Linked DNA regions of Homo sapiens: region 1 is linked to region 2. A link is an interaction called in ENCODE POLR2A ChIA-PET data of the cell type or tissue named here. Cell type or tissue: PC-9. All regions are shown on one strand. Each heading gives the region's core, and the rest is flanking DNA. Links, peaks and the distances in the headings are about the cores only.

Region 1 (10,529 bases), core at 1-8,000, 110 kb before region 2:
AAGAGAGTCCATACAAGTCACAGAGGGAGGAAACTCACACCGGGGCTTCCCCTCGCCCTTAACTGCTACAGAGAACAAAAGAAAGCAAAAGCCTGACAATTAGAGTTAAAACTAATCAAATGTCCCTTTAATACCTCTGGCTTGGCACTTGGCAGCCTTCTTAACGTGCCCCATTGTTCCCTGGCAGGGCTTGGATGGCAGGAGCCCTCAGCTGCCTCTCTTGCTGCCAGGGCAGAGTGCAGAATAGCAGGCGAGGGGGGTCTAGGCTGCGAAAGGGAGAAGCAGAGAGGCACACCCCAGGCTGACTCTGCTGGGAGACCCCACCCCCACAAGCAGAGAGGCCCCACCCTAGCGGGAAAGATAGCTCACACCACACCAGTGTCTGACAACCGCCCCGAGGGAGGGGTGGCAGGAAGAGTTATGGGTGGGAAAACTGACTCTGCTCGTGTGCCAAGAAGGTATTATTCCCACTTACAGGTGAGGAAATGGAGGCCAAAAGACGTTAAAAGACTTGCCCAGAGGAGTCAATAAAACATGGTAGCTAAGAGCACAAGTTGGAGAGTCAGAAATCTGAGTTTGAGTCCCACCACTTGTTTCTTGTATAGGCCTGGGAAGTGACTTAAGTTTCCTGAGCCTCAGTTTTCCCATCTGTAAAATGACAACAGTAAGGGCACTCACTCCCTGGGATTACAGTGCTGATGAACTGAGATGGGCACAGTGCATAGCACGCAGTAAGAGCTCAATAAACTAATGATCATTGCTGTTTCTGCTGTGGAGCCAGTGCTCAAGGACAAAGCTAACTCCTGGCCACCACACCGAGCTGTGCCCCACACTCCATGCCCCACTGCCACACCAGGAGCCACCTGGAGCCTCCAAGGGAAGGTTCTTGAAATGGCGGGCAGAGGGACCCCCACTCCTGCCCCGGCAATGAACCCTACTCTCAGAGACATGAGTGGCTATGTTCAGCTGCCTCTGGGGGGACCTAAGCTGTTCTCATCCAGGTTCTCTCTTTTCTAGAAACCTCCTGGGTGCCTGTGAGGTCCCCTCAGACCAGGGAGTGGAGCATGTACCATTTCTGCTGGGAAACCTGTCTTCACTCTCATTTAATGGATCCTAACACTTCCCCAATAATAGGAAGATACATTCTGGGGTTTCCCGACATGCCAGGAAGCACAGGCAGAAAACAAGGTGGATTCTGTACCTACATCATTTCTTTTTTTTTTTTTCTTTTCCTCGAGACGGAATCTTGCTCTGTCACCCAGGCTGGAGTGCAGTGGTGCGATCTCAGCTCACTGCAACCTCCGCCTCCCAGCTTCAAATGATTCTCCTACCTCAGCCTGCTGAGGAGCTGGGATTACAGGAGTGCGCCACTACACCCGGCTAATTTTTGTATTTTTAGTAGAGACGGGGTTTTACCATGTTGGCCAGGCTGGTCTCAAACTCCTGATCTCGTCATCTGCCCATGTTGGTCTCCCAAAGTGCTGGGATTACAGGTGAGAGCCACCACGCCTGGCCTGTACCTACATCATTTCTAACAAATCTAGAGCAGCCCCTGACATGGCTAAAAACAACAACAACAACAACAACAAAACTTTATTAGACAGGGTAGACCTGAAATTCAGATACCTAGAAATGGACAGAAGCAAGGCAAATGGTTTCTTGAGCTGAGATAGAGCAAGAATCATCTAAATATAAACATAAGTGAGTCTGTCAGAGCCTAAGGTTTATATACTTACACTTCCAAGTAATTATTTTTTTTTCTCTGAAAAGTACATTAGTCTTAGAGACAGAAGGATTAGCATCAACTTATTGGCTTTGGTACTAGTCGTGTCACTTATGCTCTTTGAACCTCAGTTTTTGCATCTGTGAAGTGGGGACCGTAAGCCCTGCCCTGCCTCCACCGTGATACTGGTGGAGGCAGAACTGGGAAAAGCCTATGGGAATTTGCATATCATAAAGGAGGGCTCCCAAAGTCGAATGTCTCCTGCAGCCTGGCCAGTTGTGTGAAAGGGTGAAGTGCCCAGGTTTGAGACCACTAAGTGCAGCAGGGGTGGTGGCCAACTGGAGAGCTAGGGTCTGTCTAGAGGAGACAGCTGTTCCCACATCCAGCAAATTCTTACAAAACTTGAACCTGAACTCAGCAGCTGAACTTTGATTAAAAAACAAAAAAACAAAAACAAAAACAAAAAAAACAGAAATTAGTATAGAATTGTTTTAAAATAGGAAATATTCTCATGGTTAGGTACTGGTAACATATGAACATTTAAAAATTAAAAAACCCAACTATCTATGGGCCATCACTGTTCAAGGCACACAAAACGTATCTCTGGGCTGCATCTGGCCCACAGGCCACCAGTTTGCAACTTCCATTAAAGTATACAGGTAAGGTGATTAAAAATACATAAAGGTCAAAGAAATTAATAAAAGAAGCTCTCTGAATGAAATAGCCATTAAAGTTTATTATTAATAAAATAACCACAAATCCAAATGACAGATCCTGGCTCTCCAAGAACAGAATTACTAACTTTTCACTGAAGTTAGGTACCAAATTTAGAAACTGGTTATTTCACAAATAGGCACACACACACACATACACATTTTAACTCTCAGCAGCTGACTCTGATCAATACTCAGGAGGAAACATGCAAAAAATAACAGTTTTCAGTTGAGAACATACAATGTGCTTTAGCAGCAGGACGTAATTTTCACACACACACCCCTGCCAGATGTTTCCAACCTGTTCCCTCGAAGAAACCCCCTTCCCTCCAGGAGCCCCTGTCGGCCCCTCTGCTCAGCAGCCCGCCTCTCAGAGGAGGCTGACATTTGTAACTCACAAGGGAGACCTACACAAACACACACACACAGAACCCTGGCGAACTGGGCTCGTGAGAGGCTGCCCGAGTGCAGCATCCAGGCGGCACATGGGACTTGCTATAATCCCTGCCCTGGCACGGCTGCCTGGGTATTCAGCTGAAAGAGCTTTCTGGAGCCAACAACAAGAACCAGGCTCATGGGGGTCTCAGTGATAACCTCCCACTGAGGCCTCCGCAAGTCCCTGTGAGCAGGGGCAGACCCACAGACTCGCCCCAGACCATCCAGTCAGTGGCTGGCGCAGATACCGGAAGGAAGCATCCCAGCTGGATTGGAATCCTGTTTCCATCACTTCCTAGCTGCGTGGCCCTGGATATGTTACCTGACCTCTCTGTACCTCAATCCTCACAACTGTTATTTAATTTCATCTAATCATCACCATGACACTAGGAAGTAGTGATGACTTTGCTCATTTTAGGAGAAGGAGCAGGAAGCCCCAGAGGTCAGGCACAGAGCCAGCAAGTGGCAGAGCTGGGCCTGAGGATCAGGTCACATTGGTTCCCAACTCCACACTCTCTCCTCTGCTCTCTCCAGTACAAGGGAGAGGTTTACAGGGTCTCCACAATACTAACCCTTCCCAAGAGACCCCCTAGTTCAGCCCAACACCCACGTAGAGGCACCTACCTCATCCTTGCCCATGGCAGGAAGGCAGAGCACGCATCCTGGAAGAGCAGCAGACTGTGGGCATCAAAGGAAAATAAAGCTCTACCGCCCCAGCCAATCCTCGCAGCCCACAGGAGAGGGATTCCAAAGTGCACCTCCCATCCCTGTCCTGAACTGGAGCCTGATCTGCTTGCATCAGATACAGTGCCACTGCTAAAAGTACCACAGAGCTCCCCTGTGGGTGCTGATTGACAACTTGGGAAGCTGCAGATAAACACACTTCCCAGGAACAGAAGTTCAAGGGCGGGTCCTGAAGCACTCCTGGGGAGAATGGAGTGGGTCCCTGGGGAAAGAGAGGTCTGTCTCCTGTCAGGTGGGTGGAGAGGAGTTCCCTGTTGGACCCTCAGTAGGATTTGTTAAATATGTGATCCTTGGCCAAGCCCAAACCAGCCCCTTCATGCTCTTTGGGCATGGATCCTGGTGTCACCATCCTTAACAGGCTCCCTAGGGATTGTGAAGCACCCTGAAGTTCAAGAAGAACCATTCCTAAGGCTAAGCTTCCAGCATGCAGCCAGCAGTTACTGAGTACCAACCATATGATTCACTTACTCACTCACCCCCTCAGCCATTCAGCAAATATTTTAGGCAAACAAGAGTGACCAAGAGAGAGGTTAGTTCCTGCCTTTAGGAAGCAGACAGTCTGGACAGATTAAAAACAATTACAGCATTGCGTGACAGATTTATATACAGGTCTCCGGGCCCTGGTTGGGAAGAATGCTAACCTAGGCTGCCCTGGCAGGAGTTAGTCAGGTCTAGGGGCAAGGCTGCAGGGAAGAAGGATGTTAGAAATCTTCTAGAGGGCCTCTGATCTAAGTAGGCAGATGAGAAAATCAAGGCTCAGAGGAGCTAAGACCCTTGAGTGACCCCTGGGGGCTGGAGTAACCAAAGAACACTTCCTGGAGGCAGCAGGCTATGAGCTGAATCTAGAAGGATACAGAGGGTCTGGGTTGTCCCAGGGTGGGAGTTGAGAAGGCATCCCCAACAATTGCTTCGCATTCCGAAGTTTCAGGAAGAGGGGTACCAAGAGCAGCCTCTGCATGCACAATTTCCTTCCCACCTCCAATAATCAGAGACTGCACCCACCTGGCTTCTTCCAGTTCTTCTGAACCCTGTGCTGTTAAGCCAACCACTTATCTTCGAATTGCTCACCTTCTAGACAAAGACAATGTTATGCAGCCCTCCCTACCTCCGCCAAAGGGAAGCCACAGAGAATTGAGTCCCTGCCATAGGCGAGGCACTTCACAAAGGCAGCGGCATCACCATGTTTACCAAGCACTTGTTCTGTACCAAGCATTGTGTTTGGGGTTTTACCCACAGTGACTCACTGAACCCTCAAGAGAACTCTCTGCCACAGTTAACATTACTACCATTTTACAGACCAAGAATTCCAGGCACACAGGTCAAGCTTGCCCAAGCCTCGGGTTTTGAATCAGGCAGTGTAGCTCCAAAGCTAGAGCACTATACGCAGCCCCACATGCCTCAAACCAAGAGGAACGGAGACAGGAGGAGGCTGAGGTAGAGGTTTCTCTTCCAGCACACACCACCACCACATGACCTTATGTGCTCCACTTCAGCTACTGAAGAGGCTGTCTTAGGGCAATGGTCCCTCTCACCTGCTCAGATGTCCAGGCTTGCAGGAAGGGCTTAACGGGCAGGGGTGGAAGACAGGTCCTTTGTCCTGCTCAGATATGGAGGAAGTATGGTGGTTAAGGACTCAGCACTAGGTCAGAGTTCAAATACCAGCTCCACCACTACAGGCTGTGCATCCTTGGGCAAGCACCTGCCCCTCTTCGAGCTTCAGTTCCCTCCTTCTTTCCTACCTGGTTACAACAATATTTAACAGATGTACAGGTAAAGGACCTAGCAGAGTAAGTGCTAAATAAATGGTAACTGCTATTACTACTATTAACATTATCAACCTCATTATCAGCCATATCATCATCATTCTTTGGATCAGTATCATTTTATGCTGTGGCTTTCATCACCTGAGAAAACTGAAGACAATTTAACATCTGAAGCTCAGCATTCTCTTAAAGCCATAGGGAAGGAAAAAAATAGGCCTGCTTTTTTCTTTTCTCTCCTATCTACACTCAGCAGAGGGCAGCAAACAGGAACCATTCAAAGATAAGAGGGAGAGAAGAGAGACACATGGAGAGAAAGCTACACACGCATAAATACACACCCACCCACCACAGCAAGCAGAATTGTTTAGCTTCCTCTAGCTTCCAAAGTATGAACACTCCACCTCCTCCAGCTAAGAGGGCCAGGCAGAAAAAACGTGGAAGCTGCAGAGACAGAAGTTCTTTTTCAGCTTGAGAGAAATTTTCAATGAATTGACTTTTAGTGTGTATGGGGGCAGGGGAGACAGTTCTCGGGACGTCTGTGAGGGGAAAGGAAGGCAGCGGCAGAACGGGTAAGTAAGATTCAATAAAGACAGCTTTCAATTGCTCTTTATCTCCACCCTCCACTGTGTGTTGGCAAGCATTTGCACCCAAGCCGTCCTCAGCAACAAACTGAGGTCCACACAGCTAATCATCTCAGCCAAGGGGTGGCAGTGCTGGAATGAGAACACAGACCTCCAGACTGCAGGTTCGGTGCCCAAAAATGGGTCCAGGGTGGCAAAGGGGTTTTCTCTCCAGGACCAAATCTCATCCCCAAGGAGTGATTACTGCCTGGAACACTGTGTCAGCAGGACTCTGGAGTGGATATTTGTGGGCTTCTTCTCTAGATATCTTTCTCCTCTTCCCAAAAGCAGCACCCAGAGTCTTCTCTGGGGAACTGCTCTTCTTAGATCTGGGTAACCTGACTCCACTCCTAGCTCTAGGGTACGTTAAGTCAATCAATACAGCTTCTCCTCCTGAAATCTGCGAATGGTTCAGACAGCACATTAGATCCAAAGTAGACCGGTAAGACCTAAGATCTTGCTAGAGCTTATAGAAAAGATGTTCTCTGTCTTTTGTAGAAGCTACCAGAGGAGACAGACCCTCTCCTCTAGGATCTAGGTGTGGATCTGAGGTCTGAAAGAGCTATTACCATTTTTTGCTGCCATGGAGCCTCAAAACAGAACAAAGCCAACACACAGAGAAAGTCAGAACCAACAGAAACCAGAGGAAAGGAGACCGAGCCCTGACAATGCCACAAACCTCTAGATCACACCATACCTGAAGCCAACTACAGTCACAGGAGCCAATATATTCCCTTACTCATTTCAGCCCACATGGCTCAATTTGTTTTGTTACTTGCAACTGATAGAGAATCTGAGGTGGTTCTTAGGCTCAAGTTCTCTCTGTCTGTCAGGGATAGCAGTAATGGTGCCATGTACTTCCCAGCCTTTAATTCCTCTACTCTTGTCCCTTTGCCACCTTAAATTTTAATCCATTTTAGTTGCTTTTAAAACTATAAAATGAGGCTGGGTATGGTGGCTCACGCCTGTAATCCCAGCACTTTGGGAGGCTGAGGTGGGCAGATCACCTGAGGTCGGGAGTTCGAGACCAGCCTGACCCACACGGAAAAACCCCATCTCTACTAAAAATACAAAATTAGCCAGGCTTGGTGGCGCATGCCTATAATCCCAGCTACTTGGGAAGGCTGAGGCAGGAGAATCACTTGAACCTGGGAGGTGGAGGTTGCGATGGGCCGAGATCACGCCATTGCACTCCAGCCTGGGCAACAAGAGCAAAACTCCGTTTCAAAAAAAAACAAAAACAAAAACAAAACACTATAAAATGTTGGAAAGAAAATGTACAAAAATAGATCTACAAAAAAATAGCCAGATAGGTTCCAGCAGATAATTGGTCTCATTAAGCAGTGGCCTCCAAAATTTGGGGTGATAATCTTGGCTCCTGAAAGAAATAATGGTAGAGAAGGATCAAATATTAGTATATGGAGGGAAAAAATTTCTCATGGTGAAATAGAACAAGAACTTGGAGAATGGATTCTGATCTGCGTTCCTCCCTATGGGAACTTGTTTAATTTGTTTCCCTTTTTCTCGGCCTCAGTTTTCATACCTACAAATTGAGGAGATTGGACTAGATGACTTCTGCAGCCCCCTGCCTGCTCTGATATATTTCAATCATTCAGCAAACACATCCTGTCTTCCAAGAGCCAAATCTTGTGCTTTGTGCTAGAGGAGGATGTGTTCCTACCTTAAGACATTTCCAGCAGGGAGGCCATGATACACTTCTTGCTGCGGGAATTCAGGTGTATATGCGCTACCTCCTTTCCCCACTCCACTGCGCATGAGGAGAAAGGTTCTCTGGAGAAACAAGACTCTTATTCAAGGCCTTCCCTTACCAGTTCTGACACATATATGGGATGCAGAGGGTCAGATATATGTAAAACACGAAACCTCTGCAAACACCGTCAGGAGCATTTAGCTGCCATGGGGCTTACTTGTAGCTGCCAGGTTTGCCTCAAGGTGCTTTTGATTCAGTGAGGAGATCCTGATGCCATCTCTGTGTAAGAGCTGACTGTGGACAAGGTACAATTAGCAAGCTAGATGGTTATCTTTTAAATGGGCTTTTGCTTTTCATTCCTGATTCCGTTATCTGTTACCGTGTCACTGGAACCAACAGATCAAAGGCTGAACATCCTTAGACTACAGCCTGAGAAAAGACATTCAAATATGAACATACCCTTAAGTTGTGGCCTCATTACAAGTTAGATACAGAGGCCTGTTTAAATATACTATCACTATTCAGATGTGTTTCCAAGCATACTCACAGAACCTCAGGATGTAAGAGTTGGAAAAGCCCTAACACAGTATCTATTCCCTACATTGCTAATGAGTTTCCATATGTCGTTAACTCTACTTGAGTAGCCCTGCTGAGAAACAGTCTGAGCCCAAGTCTGGTATTAGTAATGAAAAGGTTGATTAGCAATGTCTGCCCTGGCCATGGGAGGGGAAGCATCGTTACAATATGCATTTGCCTTTTCCCTTCTGAATCTAAGCCTCACTTAGCAGATGAGGAATCCAAGGCCCAGAGAGGTTAAACCTCTTTCCTGAGGACACACAGTGAGTTTAGGGCAGGAGAAAGGACTAAAAGCCAGGTCTCTGTTCCCAGGCCTTCCTCAGCTGGACTCCTTGGTAGACAGCAAGCCAAGAATGACAGAAAGAATGTAGGGAGCCGGATTTGTTCTGGCAAATCAACAACCCTTCCCTAGTGGCATCAGATTTCACCTGGGCATGCAGACAGAGGAGTGATTAGCAAGCTAAAGGATACTAGCCCTTCTGTGGAAAATTAAGGAAATCGTTCCAAGGCTACATTTCTATACTTAACTTTCTGATGGGCAAGGCTTCTGCCACCAGGAAGACTGAAAAAAGAGAAAAAAACATTGATTTCTGGATGTTCTAAGAATAAAGTTCAGCTCTAACACAATGAGAAAGAAATCCTGATACTTGAAAATTAAAGTCACCGGTATTCCATTATTCCACCAATTTCTATTCCACATATGCTATTTATCCAGTGAAGTCATTTTTCAACAAGAGATTATGGCTCAGAAATGAGGAGAGACTGCACTGAGTTTCTAACTTGAGCTTTTAATAACCTGTCCCAAACCTGGAATATGAAACAGACTGTTGAATTAAACCAAGATGTTAAACAGATTGGGGCTTGGAATGAGAGGGACCCACAAATTAAAAGGAAGATGTCTTCAAGGCTGGCATTTCTTGCTTGGTTTTGCAGCTTCCCAAGAAGCCAACTGTCTGACCAGATGACTGCTGAAATCCTAGAAGCATTATGTGTCCTTTATAAATCAGCTATCCCACCCAGCTCCAGAGGTACTCCCAGGATGAGCTGGCATGAGTTATGTAGACTTTCATTCTAGCAGATGATAAACACTATAAATTTGAAACTCCGTTCTTTAATCCAGTGGAGAAATCAAGGAGTTAGAGGACTACTCAAGTAGTGGATATGTTACTCTCAAAGAATCTTCTTTCAAACCCATATGGAACACATTTTTCATTTGGATAAAGTCCTGTCAGACTTCCCTCCAGAGCCTCTGCAGTTATTTCTACCAGAAGGATCAACGAGATGCTCAAAGATGATTCTCAACAATTACAAGAATGACAGGCTGAGCTCAGAACTGGTCAGCCCTGTTGAAAAAGCTCTGTATGCTCAAGATGCCAGATTTCCCAGATAGCAGCCTGGCATGTTACATGTATGTTCCAGTACACTGGGATGAGGGATGGAACACCATCACTCTGAGAAGTCAGCCTCTTTCCTCAAGGCCAGCTGACATTCAAACAACGGACTGGGGGCCAAGCCCAGTGCTCTGCATCTGTGGGAGAGTGAAACAAAAAGGGGCTGTGTGGAAATTTGGCAGGGCGTTCTTGAAAGGCAGCAGATGAATGCTGAATCCTGTAGCACCTAGAAGAGCTTATCATTGGGGAAACAGCTCCATTCTGCTGCTCCCATGAAGCAAAGAGATTTTCTTTAAAGCAAGAATAATCAGTTGGTATTCCCCCCAAACCCCCAAACCCCCTTCACCACTTCTTCCTCCTCCTCTTCATGCTATTCCAGAGAAAAAGAAATGAACAAAAACTAGATCTTCCCAGATGAGCCTGTCTATCCATTTCAGTTAGGGGCTCTGAGCAGCACCCAGCTGTTGCTCCCCTCTCTCTCCCTGCCCAAAAGTCTGCCTTACTCTATCAATACCCTCTTGCACAAGTGAGTAATTTACTTTGAAAGCTCAGGCCAAACTGGCAGTTAACCTTGACCTTCTCTACCCATCTGGGTCTACAGAAATGAAAATCAGGATGTCTTTGGCATCTATTGCAAATGAAATACGAGGTCTTTCTCCAAGCAGAGGCAGAATGTCAAGCACTATTTTAGAATGGGCTACAGCTATTCTAAAGGAGAGTTTGCACTAGGGTAGGACACTCCCCCTTGACCTGGAGCTGTGTCCAGTATGGAGCCTCCACAGCTAGGGATGCTACAAGGAACTCTGGACTCAAGACAGAAAAAAAGAAGGGACCGTTGTATTCCTCATTGATT
Region 2 (13,177 bases), core at 2,888-10,887:
ATTTTTTCTTGGAAATCTTCTGTCACTGTGTGAATGAGTCTGGACTAGCCTGCTGGAGGCTGAGAAACCTGCGAAACAGAGACAATCTACCCCAGCTAAGGGCTCTAGACCAATCAGCCCCAAGTTAACCTGGCATCTATTCACAGATGCATGCCAACCACAGAATCTTGTGCTAAATAAATGGTTGTTATTTTAAGTTACACATTTTGGGTGGTTTGTTGAATATGGTAGATAAATAATACAACCACCAATTGTTTTTACCAATTTAATACCTCTTACTCTTCTCTTGGTAATAGCAAATATATAAACACCTTCCTCCGTTCTCATCTATGCTATATGCTTCCAGTGAAGTTGATTCGAACTGCTGCCTCTGACTCTGGAGATGGTCAATCAGTGTATCCCTGGCTACCAGAATGGGCACATGACTCAAGATGGTTCAGTGAGACTCAGGTCTAGAATTTTTGTTGGAATTCTTGGAATAATGATGCCATTTTTCTACTGAGATGGCTTGGCTAGGAGAATATGAGTCTCAAGAAACTGATAGTAATCTTGCCACTGTGAGGGGAGAGTCTGCCTTAGAATGAAGCTAACCACAGAAGAGAGAAGAACTGAGAGACAGAGAGTGAGCCCTGCAGACATCAGGTGACCCTGGATCAGCCTGTGCTTGCAGTTCCATCTCTCCTTGGGGTTTTCACTTACATAGGACAACAACAACAACAACAAAAACCAACTCCTATATTTCTGCTTAGCCAGTATGAATGGAATCTGTCATGTACAACCAAAAGTTTCTGATGGATACACTGCTCGAATGCTACCTTCTCCAAGAAACTACCTTGTCTCCTAGCAAGAATGGGGGTTCATACAGATTTTTGCATGTGGTCAAGAACACTAATTTCAAATCAGAGACACCTGAGTTCAGATCCTGGGTTTGCCATTTGCTAGCTGTGGATACCAGGCAAGCAACTTAATATCACCAAGCCTGGATCAAATGGCTACTTTAATATTAGACACACACAGGATTGTTGTGAAGGTTACATGAAGCAACTGTATGTGTAAATCACTTGGTACACATTTAGCAATTGCTATTATTGTGAAAAAAATTAATTATTCCTTACTTCCTGATGGCAAGAATAGTGGCTTAAATAGTCCTTTATTCCTTGTCATTTTTTTTTCTGAATTCAATGTATTATGTAAGACTTTAAACACAGTAGAGGCACAACTTTTTATATGTGGGTTCCTTGGGCAGGATAATAAGTTATATGTCCTTTCATCAGAACAACCCTGATCACTTTCTTCCTGGTTATCAATCAGCCCAAGGGTGGAAAATGGTTGATCTGGAGAAGGTATCAGGTTGTAATCTCAATTACCTAGCATAATTTTCTGGTCTTCTCCTTTGGAACCCACTGGGAACATAAAATATTATCTCTGTTAGTAGCATAGCATGGTCCCAGAGCAGAAGCCTGATAAAGCCAAATGTGCACTAGTGATACACATGTGACTGTGGGAAGAATGCAGCTGCTTGTCAGCAGGGTGGCTACAATGGACATTGGTTTTTGTTGTCTGCTTGTCTCCTTTCCTCCTTCTTTTGAAGCTGCAAGTCGAATTTCATGCAGAAATAACCCTGCTCCATCTCTCAACCAGTGCGATATTGGAGTGCTAGGCTTTCCCCCAGCTCCAGCTATGGGTCCTTGAATCAGGCATGGCCAGTCAGTGCTTGTCCCACCTCACTGACTCCAGGCCAATGGGTGTGAGTCCTGGGACTTTTGCTGGAACCATTGAGACAAAGAAGCTCTCTTTTCACTGGGGTTGCTAGGCTAGAAGAATGAAGCCAAGAGTTTGTGGTTCCCATCTTGCAACCAAGAGCAAGAGCCTATGTTGGTGTGTGTGTATATACAGGGCCAGGGAGAGAGGGGAGGAAGTAGTGGAGATGGCAACACAGGAAAGCCAAGGCAAGCGATGGACTGCCAGGACATGTTTTAGTTCCTCTATCCAGCCATACCTGAAGACCAACTTACCCCTAGACTTTTGAGTTACTTGAGCTAACGTATTCTCTTTTTTATTTAAGCCAGTCAAAATTGGGTTCTGTCATGGAAAGAATCCTAAACAACTTCTCTGAGCCTCAGTTTTGTCTTCTGCTAAATGGAATTTAATAACACCACTCCTACACATATAAGATGTTGAACACAATGCTGGCACATAGTAGTAACTGTCCTTCTTCCTCTGAGCTCTGGGAGTGAAGGTGACTATGCCCCCTTTTTTACATGCAGCAGCTCAACCTTTGTTGGCCAGATGACTAAAAATTGCTCAGAAGGCTGACAGAAGGGCCAGCAACCTTCTTTCCCTGATGCAAATAGCATCATTTCTTCTGGGTAGACGGAAGAGCTCAGCAGAATGTGTATTTGTCCCTGAGCTCTGGTTTTTGATTGCCACCTGGATGTGCCCAACAGGTAGCCTGCTGTGTTCTACATGCCACAGCCAGATGATAAACCTTTGATTTTTGCTCTTCTCTGATTCTTGGGAATAATGGGGTCCATAATGAATTACATCCCCAAGAATAGCTGTAATTGTAACAATGCCAGAGAAACGGAGCTGGCAAATCAGCCAGTCCTGTGAAATGCACCTACTTGGTTCCAATCACTCTCTTTGGAATGAATACCATCCTTATTTGTTTTTTTGTATCCCAAATTTCTAATAAGCAGTGGGCTTTCTGTGGGAAGTGGAGAATAAAAACCAGACATACGGGAGGTTTTATTCTCAGTTTGAGTGCTTTATTCCCTTGTATGTGCAATTTCCCTAGGAATTTGGTCACAGGGAAAGAAGATTTCTGCAACCCTTCTTGCTGCCACCAACCCTATATCATGTCAAGGAACTGACACCTGCCTTACCTGGAGATGCAGAATCATTTGTATGCTGTCCAAGGTGCTGATAAGTGGTACTCTTATGGAAATCGCCAGGGGAGCAGCTTGGCTCAGCTCAAAGGCTGTACTGTCCACAGTCAGGGAGAGGTATGGCTAGGGTTCCAGGCTGCAGGGTTGGTAGGAAGGGGAAGCTCCTGGGCACTCTGAGTCTTTTCTTGTCAGCATGTCTTCTTGGAAGGCCATATTCATCTTGGCTCTCTCTCAGACCCTGGAATCTACACAGAACAAAATAATGAGCAGTCCAGGGTCAGGACGGTAAATATGATTTCTAATACTCAACTGGAATGGTAGGTAAACATAAGCAAATTTAGTACCAATTATATTTAGTAGTTGCCACTATTGCTCGTGTATTATGTGTCAGGCACTGTATGATAAGTATGCTGTATCATTTTCTCATGTAATCCTTATGACAAACCAGTAAGTAGGTACAATTATTGTCCCTATATTTTAGTCAAAAAAAACTCCTGGAACTTAAAAAGAAAAAATAGTTTGACCGAGGGCAATAGATTGGTTTTGCACTCAGGTCTGCCAGACACCACGAGAACCTGACCTTTTAACCATCATGTTCTGCCTGGTAAACGTGCTCAAGGAGGGGTTCTAGAATACATGGGAAGGTCAGCCCCTGGCTCATCTGGCAATTAAAGGCAAGGCACTTTCTCATGGAGCTTTGAATTCTCCAGCTGTAAAATTAATGGGTTAGCTCTAAGCCCTTGAATTAACCAGGTAGCCCTGTTTTAGTGGTGAGCTCCCTGTCCCTGGATGTAAGCTTGAAGCATAGCTAGGGAACCACATGGCAACAACATGACAGAAGGGGTTCAATCACAGGACAGCAAGATGGGTCCACACGACCTTTACTGTTCTTTCTTCTATGAGAGTCTTATGCCAATTTGTCTTAAAAATTGAAATTTTCAAATTTTCAAATTGAAAAGGCCAATGCTTGTGCTCCCTAGGACCTGATCTTGCCAATTTTGAGGCTGCTCTATTTGTCTGCTGCAATTTGCTATGGTGACTCAGCAGGAGGCAGGGAGGAGGCACGACAGCCAGCGCTCAGCCTTCCTCCTGAAGATGTTGCTTGGCTAAGGGAGGGGACACTGGGTGGGAGGTCCCCAAGATAATTGCTCTGAATATATTTGTTGCTGATGTTCCCTTTGTCTTCAGCAGGCGCCAGATTTCCCCACTCTAGCCGAGTTCTCACTTGGTTGAACATTCGAACAAACGCCCATTAGGGAAGCTTGTCACTTTCTCATTTGAGGGAAATGTCTGACGCAGAAGGGCAGGTACCACTTAAAATGTCAAGGCAGCAGTGTAGCTAGCAGGTAAATTTCTGTGTAAAACTCCACTTTCTGCTTTGGAGAAAGGAAATGATGTTAGGATTCTTGTATGGCAGTCAGCCACGAAGACTATCTTGAGCTGGAGAGGAAGGGGTAAATGATCTCAGTAATCCAGACAGTTCTTTCATCAGTTTAAGATTCCAGTGCTTACTCCCCCAAACCCCAACATTTCTGGTCTTCATTCAAGGCACCCTGTTCTCCTTCCAAGGCTCCTCTTCATATTCCCCATTAATCAACACTTCTTCCATCATTACCTCCCCTATCTCTACAGCAATGTCCACATTCCTCTCAGAATAATGTCCTAACTTATCTTCCTGACCCTAACTTCTCTGAGTGACAGTCTATTCTACAGGCAGTCCTCAACATCAGCTTCCCAGCATAGAAAATTTCAATGGTTTCTTGAGTGTTTACAGAAAACAAAAGACACCTCCCCAACAACCCCCAAGCCTAACACTTATGAGTGCTTGCTGCATGATGCCAGGTGCTTCATGCATTAACTTGTTTTTCACAACAGCACTATGAGTTGGGTACTAATAAGTACATATTACAGCTGAGTAACATGAGGCTGAGATATTAAATAACCTGCTTAAGAGCTCCCTACTTGTAAGCTCCTAACCCAGATTTAAACCAAAGTGGTCTGCATTTTTCTCCCACTTTCTTTTATTATTACTATTCATAGACTATTTTTTAGAGATTTTTACGTTTACAGAAAAACTGAGCAGAAATTATAGTTCCTATATACTCTCTTATCCCCACCTCAGTTTCCCCTAACATCTTGCCTTAGTGTGGTTTATTTATTATAAATAATGAATCTACACTGACACATCATAGTCACCCAGTCCATAGTTTACAGCAGGATTCACTCTTGGTGTTGCACGTTCTGTGGGTTTTGGCAAATGTGTAATGACATGTATCTACCTTATACTATTATACAGAAAAGTTTCACAGCCCTAAAAATGCCCTGTCTCCCACCTATTCATCCCCTCCTTCCTCTCCCCATACTTCTGGCAACCACTGATCTTTTCACTGTCTTCATAGATTTGCCTTTTCCAGTTGTCATATATTTAAAAGCATGCAGTAGTACATAGTCTTTTCAGATTGGCTTCTCTCACTTAGCAATATGCATTTAATGTTCCTCTATGTCTTTCTGTGGCTTGATAGCTCATTTCTTCTTCTTCTTCTTTTTTTTTTTTTTTTTGCTGAGTAATATTCTATTGTATGGATGTACCATAGTTTGTTTATCCTGGTATATATTTTTAATTTTTACAATCTATAGCTTCCTTGAAGGCACATTACTTAGGCTGAAGTTTCAGATATTTCCTAATCTGACCCTCGCCTTTCATCCCAATTTTATTCTGACCTCACTGTTCCCTGAACATGACCTTCATTTCTCTGAGCTTTTGCTTGGAGAACATTCCAGGAATGTTCAAGCATGGATAGCCATCACCCCACTGCCATACGGCAGGTGCGGAACCTAAGACCAGACTTAAACCCATTACTGAATTGCATTTCCCAGGGGATTGATTTAGGAATGAGAATGTTACCTAGTGGGAACCAATGAAACCTGCATTGAGAGTTCATAAATTTGAAGCTGAGAGGGTATGAGGAGCAGTGGCAGCTCTATTGTGGCCCAAGGGAGAATGTGTCTGAGAACAGGATCATTTGTGGGAGAAATGAAAAAGAGAAATTAGGTCATAAGGATATAATATACACCCACAATCAAACTGTATTCATGTGCACCTGTACATTCTTTTTCATTCAAGTGTATTTTGGTTGGGTTTCTGATATTTGCTACTACAAGGACTTGCCAATACAGGTGAAGAATGGTAGGTACTATAAGAACAGTATGGCTCAGTTTTCCCAACAGACCATCTGTAGATTCACTATTCATTCAACAGATATTTATTACATATCTATTATGCTCCACATGCTGCACTGAGTGTTGGCCACTGGAAAGGACTAACAAGAGCTTTTTGAAGCACAGAGATAGTGAATCCATGCATACGGGGGTCCCATCTGCACTAACAAACACATTTTTTTAGCAAACATTTATTGTAGGACACATGGGGTGGTGTGAGGGGTTTTTCTGGGTAGCAGTAGCTCAGTAGGCTTACTCCTGACCCAGCTACCTAGAGGCTTTCAGTAGTTTCTAGTTTCTTCCACTCCTGGAAGAATAATGCAGGGCAGGAGTCAACAAAGCCAGACCCCACCACCACTACCACCATCATTGGTGGGAAGGGGTTTCTTCCCCTGCTCAAGCCTAGTTCTGATTGAACTTATGGGTGCCTAAAAATTCATCACCTCTTTGTCTGGCTCCACAGAGAATTCAGCCTAGTGAGCAGGTGATGGGATATGGCAGCATAGAGCCGTTGAGTCAGGGCTCACTCAGGCTGTGATGGGGTTGATAGTGCTTGCTGCATCTGCCCATGGAAGGTATACTTGTAGCTCGTTTTTCTGAAGAGCACTTCCCTTTAATCAAATATGTGGTGCCGCAATTCTGAAACTTTAACATGCATATGGATTTTCTGGACATCTTGTTAAAATGCAGATTCTGATTCAGTAGCTCTGGGGTGAGGCTTGATATTCTGCATTTCTAACAAGCTCCCTGGTGACACTGAGAGTAGCAAGCATGTAAGAAACAGAACATGAATTTATCTTGGGAATATTGCCTGTTTTGTCATTGGGCTTGCTGCCTGATTTCCTTAAAATCTCTGATTGTTTCTTATGCTTTAGAGAAATACTTGCACCTGGCTGAGTTCAAGCATAAATTCCACCTTTAAGTAGGGACATTTTCAACTTGCAATATACTCAAATGAGGGCACCTGAAATCAATAGCGAGGCAAACTATTTAATAACCAATTTAGTTATTCAGTAAATATCTGCTGAGCTCCTACAGTTGCTGGACAGTTGCTCTATTTTGGGATAACAGCCATGAACTAGAAAGACATAGTATTGTCCTCTTGGGACTTCCAGTCTAGCAGTCACAGAGACCAAAACTAAGCAAGCAGACAATCAAATACAATAATTTCAAGTTGTGGTAAGTGCATGGATGGACACTAATAAACGGTTAAGTTTGAGACTAGTAATGGGGAAGGGAGTATTTTAAAATAAGTGGTTGTATTAGTTTCCTATTACTGCTGTACAAAATTGACACAAACTTAGTGGCTTAAAACAACATAAACATATTTTCTTACAGTTCTAGAGGTCAGAAGTTCAAAATCAACTTCACTGGGCTAAAGCCAAGGTGTCTCAGGGCTGCATTCCTCTTGGAGGCTCAAGATTCTCTGCATGACATTCCATTCTGCAGGCAGTTCTGAGCAACAGCTTCCCAGCAAGTAAAATTTCAATGTCTTCTTGAGTGTTTACAGAAAACAAACAACATCTCCACTTCCCCCCCATCCCTAAGCCTAATACTTATGAGTGCTTGCTACACGATGCCAGGAACTACACTAGGCATTAACTTGTTTTTCACAACAGCTCCATCGGGTGGGTAGAAAGAGACATATATTACAGCCGAGTAAGCTGAGGCTGAGAGATTAAATAACCTTCCTAAGAGTTCCCAACTTGCAAGTGCCTGACCCAGATTTAAACCAAAGGGGTCTGCATGTTTTTCTCTCTTTCTTATTACTATTCATAGACTTTATTTTTTAGAGAAGTTTTAGGATTACAGAAAAGGTCAGATTCTGGAGGGGAAAATTCACTTTTCCAGCTTCTAAAGGCCACCTGAATTTCTCAGTTCAGGGCCGCTTCCTCACATCATGCCAACCTCTATATCTGCTGTTAAATCTGTTTCTCTCACTCTGCCTTTCCCACCCTCCTCTTATAAGAACTTCTGCAATTACATCAGGCTCACCAGGACAATTCAGGATAATCTGCCCATCTCAAGATACTTAATCACATCTGCAAAGTTCCTTTTGCCATGTAAGGTAACACATTCACAGGGTCTGGGGATTAGGATGTGGGCATCTTCAAGAGGGGGAGTAGGCATTATTCTATTTATTACAGGAGTCAAGAAGGCCTCTCTGAGGAAGTGGTATTTAAGCAAAAGGCTTAGTACAAGTCAGACATGGGCAGACTAGAGGAAATAGCTTTCCCAAAGGAGGAAACAGTAAGAGCAAAGGCCCTGAAGAAGGACGGGGCTTTTTAAGTACAGGGACTGGAGAGAATGCTAGCATGGGGGAGCAGAGAGTCAGACAAGACGAGAGTGGAGCAGCAGGCAGAGGCCTGACCCTGTGGGCTGTAGTGAGGGCTTTGGATTTTATTCTAAGTGTGATTAGGAGCCATTGAAAAGCCTAAGCAGGTTATTGCAGTGATCTGATTTGTGTCTGAAGGGGTGACTACTACTTGGCTTGAGCTCATTCTTCCCATGTAGGAATGCCAGCCCAGTGTGGCCAGGTCTTCTGACTTTTCAGGGAAAGGTGCAAATCTGAATATTTCTAATGTTAAACCCTCCATTTAAAATTATTGAAGCCAGCCGGGTGCGGTGGCTCACGCCTGTAATCCCAGCACGTTGGGAGGCCGAGGCGGGTGGATCACGAGATCATGAGATCGAGACCATCCTGGCCAACATGGTGAAACCTCATCTCTACTAAAAATACAAAAATTAGCTGGGTGTGGTGGCACATGCCTGTAGTCCCAGCTATTTGGGAGGCTGAGGCAGAGAATCGCTTGAACCCAGGAGGAGGAGGTTGCAGTGAGCCAAGATTGTGCCACTGCATTCTAGCCTGGCAACAGAGCAAGACTCCATCTCAAAAATAAAATAAAATAAAATAATTAATAAAAATAAAACAATTAGCTGGGAGTGGTGGTGGGTGCCTATAATCCCAGCTACTCAGGAGGCTGAGGCACGAGATTCACTTGAATCCAGGAGGTGGAGGTTACGGTGAGCCAAGATCGTGTACTGCACTCCAGCCTGGGCAACAGAGGGAGACTCCGTCTCAAAAATAAAAAAAAAAATTATTGAAGCTATACTGGAAAATTTTAAGGTACACACGCAGGTCAGGTTTGGCCAGGAGCTACAGGGACACCTTCTCTGAAGAGGCTCTGCTACATACTTGCTGCATGACGTGGGGTGAATGACCAAACCTTCTGAGCCCCAGGTTCCTGGTTTGTACAATGGAGAATAATGGTGGTTATTGCAGAGGGTTGTTGTAAGGATTCAGAGTATATCAATGACAGAATACATATAAAATACTTAGCATAGTGCCTATAAGCATCCAATATGCGCATATCCATGTATATGTATTTTTTAATTTGAGGGGATTACATGAAAATTGGAAAATAGATGGCCTTTAAAATTGCTTCTGGCTCTGAGATTCTAAGATGATTAAAAATGTCCTTATTAATCAGACCATATATTTAATAGTGACCTTGAGTTGCCTTTCCTAGCCTGGATTTAATTTCCTTATCCAGTATGCATTGTACAGAATGCATCTTTGGTAAGATGACAATGGACTCTAAGACAACTATGTTTGATGGCAAAACCCACTGCAGTGAGGAACAAAATTCTCTGTTGTTGATTACACACAAAACCAAGGAGTAGAGCCCCAGTGATCATGTAGCTAGAGATCCAGCAACTTTTCAGTTTGCCCTTTTCCTCAAGGGCTTTGGAGTTGTGCTTCTGACAATTCATGTGGTTCTTTCCTCCTTTCTACCCAGTAGAGAGGAATCTGGGAAAGGGATGGACATGTGTAGCTCATTGCCTGAATGTGGGCAGGTGAGCTGGAAGCTTAAAGGCTTTTGCTCAAGAGGACATCGTCTGAGAATCATGCTAGGTATCTCTTATCTCCAGGACCCAATGCAGTAAAGTATGGAGCAGAATCAGAGCAAGACTGATCCCAGGCAGAGCTCCAGGCAGGAGTGGTTGTCAACAGGCACTGGAGGATGTGCTGGGTTTAAATCTTATCAACCAAGAGCAATTCTTGCAAATGACAGTGACAGATAAATTGCTTGACTTCTTGGAATACCACCCAAGGACACTTGGGCACAGAAACACACCCACATGCACACAGAATTTTGATTTCTTTATCAAGCTTCAGAAAAGTTGGAAAGATAAAGAGCCATCCTTGATACCAACACATCTCTTTCTCTAATTGAACATCCCCAGCAGGAGTCTGAGGTCACAGCACTAAGCCAGATGGCCCCAAATTTTCTGAATCTGACTTTTCAATATCTCTAATAGTGTGAGGAAACTGCACAGTACCATACAGACATCAGGCATGTATTCTAATGTTACTCTTGCCCTGGGATGGCATTCACTCAGTGAGCTTCAGTGTTCAAGACTGGCCACTAGGCTTCTTTGTTTGCAAATTGCGGATTGGCTCAAGTTAACTCAGGCCCAAAGGGGACCTGGTGGAAGACTGTGGGGCTGACAGAATCAAAGGAAAGGTGGGCACCTCAAGCAGGGCTAGCAGAGGGATCCAGGGCAAGAATGGACTCACTCCCTAGGGACTCCATCTGGTGAGTCTGTGCCATGGTTTTCAGTTCCTGGTGATTGTGCTCAGGATTTAAATCCCTGAGAGGTTCTCATGGCATGAATTAGCTCTTTCCTTGGCCAGAGAATGGCCAGCACTAACAGGCCCGCCAGACTGCATGGTATGGGAAAGGAAGTTTCTTCAGAGAAACATTGATGTACTATTAGCAATAGAACGGGAAGAAGGCAGGCAAGCAGAAACAACAGATGTCTGCTGCAAAGGCCTTGCCCAAAAGAGGTTCCGGCCGTCCCTGCTGTCCCAAGTCCCATGACTCCTAGCGCACACTATCCCCTCTTCTTTACTATTAGGTTGGTGCAAAAGTCCTTGTGGTTTTTGCCATTTCTTTTCAATGGCAAAAACTGCAGCACCAACCTAATATATTCCCCCTTCCTCCAGTTCACACCCTGCACACACCAGGATAGTTCACACCCTGCACACACCACGATAGTTCACACCCTGCACACACGATAGTTCACACCCTGCACACACCAGGATAGTTCATACCCTGCACACACCAGGATACCCTTGCTGCCTACCTCTGCAGGGTCCCCAGGCCCATGTCATATGAGGTGGACCCTTGTGGATCTCTGCCTATGATGCATCATGGTTTGGTTTAAATTGATTGACATGGCACAACGAATAAGGTTTATTGAGGAAATGGAAAACTTACAAAGCTGGTGCTTCTATACTTCACAGGGAGGAGCCATTTCTGGGCCTGCAGTAAGGATCTGATTGCCAGTAGGGACCAAGTGGGCCCTGTTCTTCTCCCATTTGTAGACCAAAAGTGAGAAAACAGTCTTTGAAGAGGGTGGAACACATAGGCTACTCGGTGCTATCAGTCCAGAATTATGGGGCCAACCATGTAAAGAAATAGTGTGGGGACACCAGCTGTCCTGCAATTCATCTTACGGTGCATAGAAAATTAGAGTCCTCCCTCCCAGGTGAAGGAAGCCAGCAGTCCTGTAGAAAGCTGAGTGTGGGGGCAGCCCTTCTGGTGTGGAGAAGGAGGGGGGATCCTGGTCCTAGCTAGCTTGTTTTCGGGCAACCCAGGACGGACAATTCTCCTAGCTGCGCCACACATACCCAACTTATAGTTCCTTCACTGATACACACTCCCAAGCTCTAATACCCACAAATTAGACATCTTCCATTTCTCTGAACACCTTATTAGGGTTCCCTTGAGAATTTTCCCTCTCTTTCCTATGTTGGTCTTTATTCATCTCCTCCGAGCCTCATACCCTAGATTTTAGAGGCCCATGTTCCTGTCTTCTCTACTGGACTATAGTCTTATCAAAGGTATTTTCCATATGCCTCTTACCTTTGTAATTTTGTCATTAATTAAGTGTTTGATCCAAATAGGCCCTCCACACAACATAGAGTTGATGAAAGAGTGAATGAATGGTTCAGCTGCAAGATGTAAATCTACTCAGAAATGAAATGAGGATGGATCATCCAAAGTAGCTCTCTAAGAAATGTGAGGAGGCGGTATGGATGACAACACTACCAGGGATAGATGAATGGCAGGAAACCTTGTATGGTTTTGGGGGTGGAGTGGTAGAGATGGTGTTGTTGAAAACATTGATTCCCTCAACGAATATTGTCGGTCATCTTCTACACATCAGACCCTGGGCAAATCCATGGAATATACCAGTGAATAAGGCATTTAGGATCCTTAACCTGAAAATGTAACAGGATATTCTTTAACTTCCTTTAAACCCTTAGAATGAGTTTTCTTTGCTTCACTAAGTCCTTAATACTCCAAGATAAACTGGGCTGTCTCAGATCCAGATTTACTAGTGCATGACATTGAATCAGAGGGAAACCTGGACCAAAAGGTGCCTGTATTTGTTAAAGATTAAAAAAAAAATAATAAAAATCTCGTTTCTTTCTGTCTTTTAATCTGCACACATTCACATGGTTGGTCACATGGAAGTTGAGTCAAGATTTGCTCTGCACAAGCCAGTTATTATGCCAGAGTCACAGCAGGGGGTGGCATTGTTTTGACAGACTCACAGGCTCCAAAATGTAAATGGCTTAAATGTAACATGCCAGCTCTGTGAGCTGTCACTCAGAAAGTGCTCAAACCTTTCATCTGTCCAGAGTGAAGTCTGATCAACGGTTGGGTAGGGGGTCTGGCTTCAGGTCCATGCCTCTCTTACTCTCCAGCTCTGGGTTTGGGAGAGAGATGGGAGACAGAAGGCACTGGATTATTTTGAAAACCTTAGCTTCATCACTAAGAATAAAGCTTAGAGATTGTAAAGCATAGGGCCCCCTTTTCTATAGCTAGTATGGGTGAGGAGCCTTATTAGTGCCTTCTCTAATCACTTTGTTGGTTCAGTTCCCTATCCATCCTCACTTTAGTCACCCATTTGGATTAAGGAGCCCCACAGGAGGGAAGCTCCTTTTCCTATTGGTCACTGACATATGGAGGGAAAAAGTGGGGGTTACACACACC

What was found. Peaks named below come from ENCODE experiments on the same cell type or tissue, not always from the same donor. Only the 100,000 strongest peaks of a DNase experiment are listed, where the experiment ranks them.
Region 1: POLR2A ChIA-PET joins it to region 2 with 5 read pairs; 2 of 35 experiments call an interaction of 5 or more read pairs at or near these places.

The regions. Positions count from the first base shown.
Region 1 is chr5:154,192,635-154,203,163 of GRCh38, reverse strand. The region is part of intron 1 of GALNT10 (polypeptide N-acetylgalactosaminyltransferase 10); the gene reads right to left. Among named protein-coding and RNA genes, the nearest start is that of GALNT10, 7.2 kb to the right of the region's middle. RefSeq lists enhancers at 71-200, 1-273. In PC-9, for the core only: CTCF peaks have their summits at 5,417 and 5,621 (motif pointing right); DNase peaks (open chromatin) are centred at 4,113, 4,823, 5,243 and 5,593; H3K4me3 peaks cover 881 bases; H3K27ac peaks cover 3,438 bases.
Region 2 is chr5:154,086,980-154,100,156 of GRCh38, reverse strand. No RefSeq gene overlaps it. Among named protein-coding and RNA genes, the nearest start is that of MFAP3, 55 kb to the right of the region's middle. In PC-9, for the core only: no CTCF peak of the experiment used is centred there; DNase peaks (open chromatin) are centred at 7,556 and 9,306; H3K27ac peaks cover 2,127 bases.